Regions from separate parts of the Homo sapiens genome. Here regions 2 and 3 are each linked to region 1. A link is a loop called in an ENCODE intact Hi-C map of the cell type or tissue named here. Cell type or tissue: Caco-2. All regions are shown on one strand.

The links. Peaks named below come from ENCODE experiments on the same cell type or tissue, not always from the same donor. Only the 100,000 strongest peaks of a DNase experiment are listed, where the experiment ranks them.
Region 2: a loop joins it to region 1, with 7 times the contacts of the local background. A loop is called at or near these places in 26 of 110 quality-filtered maps.
Region 3: it touches region 1 in a loop (2.6-fold over the local background); 17 of 110 quality-filtered maps call a loop at or near these places.

Annotation. Positions count from the first base shown.
Region 1 is chr16:81,447,202-81,449,701 of GRCh38, forward strand. The region is part of intron 1 of CMIP (c-Maf inducing protein); the gene reads left to right. Among named protein-coding and RNA genes, the nearest start is that of CMIP, 3.6 kb to the left of the region's middle. RefSeq lists enhancers at 1-674, 1,441-2,204. In Caco-2, no CTCF peak of the experiment used is centred here; DNase peaks (open chromatin) are centred at 651 and 1,420; H3K4me3 peaks cover 1,304 bases.
Region 2 is chr16:81,599,052-81,601,551 of GRCh38, forward strand. All of the region lies in intron 1 of CMIP (c-Maf inducing protein), which reads left to right. Among named protein-coding and RNA genes, the nearest start is that of MIR6504, 11 kb to the right of the region's middle. In Caco-2, no CTCF peak of the experiment used is centred here; a DNase peak (open chromatin) is centred at 1,430.
Region 3 is chr16:81,512,234-81,514,733 of GRCh38, forward strand. The region is part of intron 1 of CMIP (c-Maf inducing protein); the gene reads left to right. Among named protein-coding and RNA genes, the nearest start is that of MIR7854, 20 kb to the right of the region's middle. RefSeq lists enhancers at 620-1,450, 1,158-1,287. In Caco-2, no CTCF peak of the experiment used is centred here; a DNase peak (open chromatin) is centred at 1,528.

The sequences.
Region 1 (2,500 bases):
GAATTTTCACCTGGCTCAGGGGGACTTTATTGGGCTTTTTTTTTTTTTTTCCTCTTACACTCCACAAAATGAAGGGTTGTTGGTGGTGGGGTAGGAAAATGGTTAGAAGGAACAGTGACCTGCCATGGGAAGGCCAGGAGGAGCCCCTTCTCCCTCTGGGAGAAGCCAGGAGTGAGTGTCCCGCTGCTACCGTCCTGTTTCCGGAAAGCCAGCTCTCGAGGCTAATGCCTCCCCACTTACCTCCGATTGCTCAGGAGGTATATCTGAGAGAAAGAGGGAAGGAAGAAAGACCTGAATAGCCAGAGGCCCCTCGCTCACCTTGGCCAGCCCAGGTAGGTGGCACCATCGGTAGTGTGGGCCTTTCCGGAAAGCACCTGTCTAGTACTGGGGACTGAGGCTTATCCATGGAGCAAGATTCTCTTGGCAGAGCCATGCTCTGGTGTTAGGAAATGTGGCAAGAGGAACTATAAGGAAGTGTTTGATGGACTGGCATAATCCCCTTTCCGCTGCCTTTCGTCACCAAGCACTACAGGCAGGGGGTGTCCTTAAGTCTTACCCTTGCCCTCTGGTGGGCTCCAGGGGGCCTTGCCTCAGGGCCTGTGAGCCTGGAGGTGGGGCTGTGAGGGCTGGCCTGGCTGGAGCGCTGGCCTCCCGGGTAGAGGTGAGGTTGGGACTGCCACCAGGGCTCTCGTCCCATCATGAGACACCTGGTTGGTGTCCAGGCTCTCGGGGAAGCAGCGGAGCCCCTGTGGGGTTTCCCTGAGGCCTGGACATTATGTAATCTGTCTGCGTTTTATAGTGCGGCCCAAGCACTCTATTGAGAAATATGAGCCCAAATAAAACAAAGGTGAATTTGAGTGCAGTTCCCTAGAACAAAAACCCTTTGCAGTCCTGTGGCTTCGCAGCAGCCGCTGGCCCAGCCCTGAGCTCCCGATATTCCAAGTATGTTTCCTATAGAGTCATATCCTTACTTGAAATATCAGTCATCCATATTTTAAGCCATCTACACAGCCCAACTCAGAATCATCTGGTAATTATCTGGTTAATTGTATGGGCTTCAGGAACAAGACCCAGAGTGATTGATAGGGATTCAAACCAATAAACAAGCCAAATACTCTTTTTTGCCCAAACCTTTTGCAGTCTGTTTCCATTGATCCAATTAACCGAATCTGAGAGATTTAAGACCGTGCTTCCAGGAGCACATCTGCATCAGGCTGGGATGCAGGCAGACTCGGGCTCCCAGTCCCACCTGCTGGGTGACACCGGCTAGGTACACCTTTTAGTCTGGGGTCCAAGGGACCTGATAGCCCTCCAGGCTGTCTTACCGGTGGAGCCAGCAGCCTCACCCGCCTGGCCTGCCTGTAAACTTTGCCTCCTGTGGGATCAGGTCGCAGCTTGCCCTGCCCTGGTCTCCTGGGCCAGTTACTGATTAAATCCTTGCAGAGCCAACAGCGTGCCTAATGTGGCTTGTGACGGCCGCCAGGTCTGATGCACCCTGTGCTTGGAGACTTTGGATCCGAAATGCTCGTAAACAAAGGAGGAAGCAGATAGGCGACAGCTGACTTGGGAGGGGAGATAGGGAGGCCAGGGCCCCCTCCCTTGGGGACCCAGGACTGCACCTTTGTGGGGAAGGGCCTGTCTGCCCAGGCTGTGGCCTGAATGTGGTGCCCCATTCCCTCTTTGTACCCAAACTTCCCAGTTCCTGGGCCTCACTGGCTCTTCATGGCTGGTGATGGTCGTGTTGGTTGTAAATGACAGCCAGGGCAGCCAGGGGTTCTGCATAAGCGGCCGGGTTCGGCAGGACCAGAATCCATTTTGCTGCTCTCGTCTGTGGGTTGAATTTGATCACCTGCTAGGCATGTTTGTCCGTGGGCAGAGGGCTTTGTCTGTAGGCTTTGTTTCTTCTGCACCACAGAAGTACAAATAAGCTGCCTACCTTTTATTTCATCTTACTTTTAAGAGAATGTGGCACACGGTATTTCAGAATGGTGGATCCACTCAGAAAGTCCTTTATTCAGGGGTCGGGGCACAGGTGACAGTAGTGTTCTTTATTCTCAAGCCATAATTCATCAGTGGCTTGTTTTTAAATTTTCACCACTCTGCTGTTTGATTGCAATGTTTCTGGGCATCTTGATATGGATGGGAAAGGAGAAGCCACCTTCATTCTCATTGGTTTCTTTAGTCTGGTGTTTTCTGAACTTGGACTTTGTTTAGCACAGGCTTACTGCATGCCTACTGTGTGTCACTTGCTGAGCTAAGAGTTACACATCCACATGGCTTGGTTTCTACCTAAGAATTAAAATCTATGTCCTCCAGGGTAGTCACAGATCCCACGAGAACTCATCTGTGCCCACATGCACGCATGTTAATTGCTTTTTCACTTTTGTTACATACCCCCCTTCCCCCCATGTGCCTAGCCTGCCTTTAATTTATTTGATGTTTTTTTGTGGCAGTAAACACACAGATTTCCCCCCCCCCCTTTCCATGCCATTTGTCATAG
Region 2 (2,500 bases), 150 kb after region 1:
GAACTGGTCAGTCGGCGTCTGGAGAATGGTTGGAGAAACCATACAAAATAGACACAGTCACCCCAACTCTGCAGCCATTGAGAAAGGTGCAGGCAGCTCCCCTGTGCCCACAACACCAAGGGCACAGCTGGGTTGCAGCCCAGCTCACCAGTGGATCACAGTAATAATAACAACAGCCCCGGGGCAAGGAGAGGTCATATTACCTGAGGGAAACCAGGGGAGGGAGAGTGTGAACGGCATTTGAGATTTCTTCTGGGACCAAGGCCCAAACCGGCCCTTCTAGGATCATATCGTTACCTGCCACTTTGCGTTTGCTGTATGACTTTCCGTTTGTGAGATTAAAAAGAACATGAAATATTTTGACGGGCCTTCCCCAAATGAGCATCCATGGGTTTCTGCCTTGGAGGCCAAGCTGATCTATAGGTGTCTGAGGACCTGCTGCGTGGGGTAGCAACAGAAGGGTGGACCTGAGGCCCCTGCCATGCTGGTTCCAGCTGTGGCTTTGGCTGTGGTCCCAGCTCCTTTCTCATAATATGTACTTGAGGTGTGTGAGCACAAAGGTACACAAATTGGAGTTTGCCTCTGGCCAGAGGAATTTGGCATAACAGAGGGATGGAAGTTGCTGTCTTGGGGGGTTACGAAATTGAATCCTGGGCCTGTCTTATAAGAGCAGGAGGCCTGTGTGAGACATCCCCTGCTCTGTGCCTCAGTTTCTTCCTCTGTAGCATGTGGATAACAGGGATAAAAACAGCCTCCCCGCCTTAGCATTGTTGTCAAGTTAAATGAGGGATTATATATAAAGCTCTTAGCATGGTGCTGGCCACATGGTAACTGCTTGATGAATGTTAACCACGGGCACCTGTGAATGTCCATATGGGTGGGGTGTAGTGAGGCTAGCGTCTGCATAGCAGGTGTCCTTCCTTCTGTCATCATTAAAAAAAGATATATGGCAGCAGTGGTGGCTCACGCCTGTAATCCCAGCACTTTGGGAGGCAGAGGTGGGTGGATCACAAGGTCAGGAGTTCAAGAGCATCCTGACCAACATGGTGAAACCCTGTCTCTACTAAAATTACAAAAATTAGCCAGGAGTGGTGGTGGGTGACTGTAATCCCAGCTACTCAGGAGGCTGAGGCAGGAGAATCACTTGACGGGAGGCGGAGGTTGCAGTGAGCCAAGATCGCACCACTGCACTCCAGCCTAGGCGACAGAGTGAGACTCCATCTGAAAAAAAAAAAAAAAAAAAAAGATATATAAAGCTGGCTCTTCACTATAGTCAAAAGATAGAGACAATCCATGTGTCCATCAGCAGATGAATGTATAAACATGTGGCCTGCCCATACAATGGAATGTCAGTCAGCCATGAAAGGAATGCGGTTCCGACTCATGCCATAGCACAGATAAACCTCAAAAACAGTAAGTGAAAGGAGCCAGGCACAAACAGCCACAAAGTATGTGATGTCATTTATGTGACATGTCCAGAACAGGCAAGTCCCATTGATAGATACCAGGCTAGTGGCTGCCTGGCGCCTGGGGATGGGGTAGCAGGGAGTGACGACTTAATGGTATGGGGCTTCCTTTGGGAGTAAAAACATCTCAGAACTCGATAGAGATGATGGTGACACAGCATCAGGAATGGACTCAATGCCCGTGAATTGTACATCTTAAGTGATTAATGGTTAGTTTTACGTTCTGTGAATTTTACTTTGAATTTTAGAAATGCAGCCAGGGGAGGTGGGGACTGAAGCCCATTCTCCCAGCGCAAGCCACTTTGAGCACCACTGCGTATGACACTGTGATGGCAGCCTCATCATTAGTGTTGTTGGTGTTGTTGCTGTTGACTGTCTAAGCAGGGCTGCCATCCAACTTCTCGTTTCTCCTTTGGGGCCCCAGGGTGTGTGTGCAGGTCCAGCAAATCCTTCCTTACAGTGGGGTGGTGCCACGTGGAACCCGACTGTGCAGCATGGGTGTCCCCTGTGTGATAATTCAAGCCGCTTCCACGTAGGGAGAGAGGGGACTTGACTCCAGCCCAGCACATCCACCCAGCTGTCAGGGCCACACATGCCCCATGACAAACAGCTGCTGTTTTCAACCCCATCCCCGACTGGGCAAGGTTTCTCTGGCCTCGGGAATAAGCTCATGGGAGGATTTTCCAGACTGGCTTCTTTTGGGGTCCGGGAGCTCCTCCCTTCCCTGGCACATGTTTTGAGTCAGCCTGGACGTCATGATTCGTATTCACTTTGAGAGGAATCCCCATGGAAACCAGCAGGCAGGTTTGGGCAGGAGGGAGCTGGCTCACCACAAAGGCAAGGGAAGGCGAAGGCTAGGTGTCTTCTGCCAGCATCGGGGGCCCAATGGGGGCTCTTTCTGGGGGGGTCAGCTCACCCCATTCCCCACCCACTCTGGAAGCAGGTCTGAGGCCATATCTGGTTTGGAATGCCAGTTCTGAAGATCTCTGGGGGTTCACATGGGACCCTCATGAGGTCCTTCTAGGCCCTATTTT
Region 3 (2,500 bases), 65 kb after region 1:
CCTCTCTAGGTAGGTGTTTCTGTGCACTTCCAGTTGCCTCACTCCAGGGTCCCTCATGCCTTGGTGGGGGTCTTTCTTGCTGTGGTTGATGGGCAGGTTCTGGTGCTGGCTGCCTGATCTATCCATCACCACCCCCATCACCTTTCCTGCTCATGTTCCAGTGGGCACCAGCAATCACTGCTCAGGTGCATTATTTCATTAGAGATTGCAAAGGGCAGGTGTTTTAGCTCTACCTTTCCTTCCTCATTTGTCAGATGGGATCATCCGAAGAAGGGCTTCACTTCATCAGCTACATGGTTGTTGCAATGTTTAGTGTGTACAGGAAAGGCAGCAGAAATGCTTCACTCTTCCCCTTTGTATCAAGTTTAGAGTAATAAACTGATTTTGTAGCATCTTCCAAAGGTTTTTTTTTAAATATCAACATGAATTCATGGATTTAAATTTATATTTGATGAATTTCTTTTTTATTAATAAAATTAATTGGCCACAAAATAATTATAATTAAAATAATAATTTTTTTTGAGACAGAGTCTTACTCTGTCACCCAGGCTGGAGTGCAGTGGCATGATCTCAGCTCACTGCAACCTCTGCTTCCTGGGTTCAAGCAATTCTCCTGCCTCAGCCTCCCAAGTAGCTGGGATTACAGGCACGCACCACCACACCCAGCTAATTTTTGCATTTTTAGTAGAAATGGGGTTTCTCCATGTTGCCCAAGCTGGTCTCAAACTCTTGGTCTCAAGCAATCCGCCCTCCTCAGCGTCCCAAAGTGCTGGGATTACAGGCGTGAGCCACCATGTCCGGCTTATTTGATGAATTTCAATTCCTTGCAGTTACTATTCTTTTGGATGCTCCGGTTGGCCCATTTTTGGCTGGTGGGAGCTTTTGAGTTTTGATTTTGATCCCTTGCCCTCTGGTAAACCTCTGAGTTCTTTCCTCTTCTTGGTAGGTTGGAAGATTCTCCCCCTAGATCGAGTTTTCGTAGAGCGGGGCCTGCCTGCATCCGTTGCTGCTCACCAGACCCAGAGTGTGGGGCTTCCTGCCAGCAGGCTATTCAGAGGAGCCGCCTTTCTCTTGGGCCTGGTTGCCAAGGTCCCAGCAAGAGGCTGGAGTTGAGGAGACAGCCAGCGCGGCTGGCCTGGGCCCCACGCATAGTAGGTGTTCCGGAAACGGCTGTTGAGTGAATGACAGGACTGCAAGCTGATCTGCCATACCACCTGGCTGGAGTGGGCTCCTTTCCACCCCGGGATTCTCCAGGAGGCCAGTTTGCAAATAGAGCTGGCCTTTGTTTCTCTGCCGTGTCGGGGACACCTTCCTGGGGCTGAGCCGGCGTGGAGCTGGGATTGTACCTCCAGCTTGTGCTGAGGGTGCTGACTTGGGAACCCCCCGGTCCGTTCTGGCCTGGCTGCTGTGCAGACCCGTGGGTCTAGGCAATGGGGCAAGGGTCAGATGGGTCAATTCCCAGAGTGGAGCTGCCTCCTGTTTCCAGGCCAAGCCGTTTTGCAAGGGACACAGGCATGGCCCTAGCTGGCTCCAGACTTAGTGCCATTACTTCCTGGTGTGAATATTTAAGATTCCAGCTCTCGGATCCTCTGGGCTGGCTTTCATTCCACTGACTTGCAACCTTTGCCCTGTTGTCTTTGCCCAAACCATATTTGCTGCGCTTCCCTCAGCCTAGGTGGGGCATTCTTGCCCCCACTGCCCAGTGCAATCCTGGGGCTAGAGGAAGGCTTTGTGTTTTGACCCCAAAACAGACCATGGGGTTTCCGTTGTGGTTGCTGCTGCTAGTTTAAAAGAAAAACAACAAAAACAAAACAAAACAAAAACGCCGCCAGCTTTGTTGATGTCCAGTGAATCTTCATCCCTAAAATAATGCATTTGTTTATGGAGACTGACTTCATGTATTTACTATAGAAGAGACTAGAATCCGGTGACACTTCCAGTCTATTTGAGGAATGGATTTGCATCTGGTTTTGTGGTGAAGAGGGTAGGTGTCCCAGCCCATGCAGTTGGAGGGGTGGGGCAGGCAGGGAGGAGGAGGGTGGCTGAGAAAGCTTCCCCTTTGTGGGGGCGTGTGGCCACCTCCAGAGGATCAGGGTGAGGGAAGCTTCCAGAAGTGGCATGAGGAGGGAGGAAGAGGCAGCCCAGTTTGACCTTAGGAACGAGGCTAACTTGGGGTGCAGTGGTCAGGAGTGTGACGAGACCATCCAGGTTCCAACCCAGCTGGCTACTCATTAGTCCATGACCTTAGACAAGTGGTTTGCGCTCACTGAGCCTCCATTCTTCATCTGCAAAATGGGTGTACTGTGAGAATTAGATGGGACAGCCTATTAATTAAGACTTTAGCGTGGCTCTCAGCACCGCATGGGCACCCCTGGTAGATCTAGTGTTGCGGTCAATCGCGGTGGCTCTGGAGCCTGAGAGCCCAGGAGAAGGTCATGGCTTCACCCCTTATAACCTGGGTCCCCGTGGGTTTGTTTCCAGACTTCTCTGTGCCTCAGTC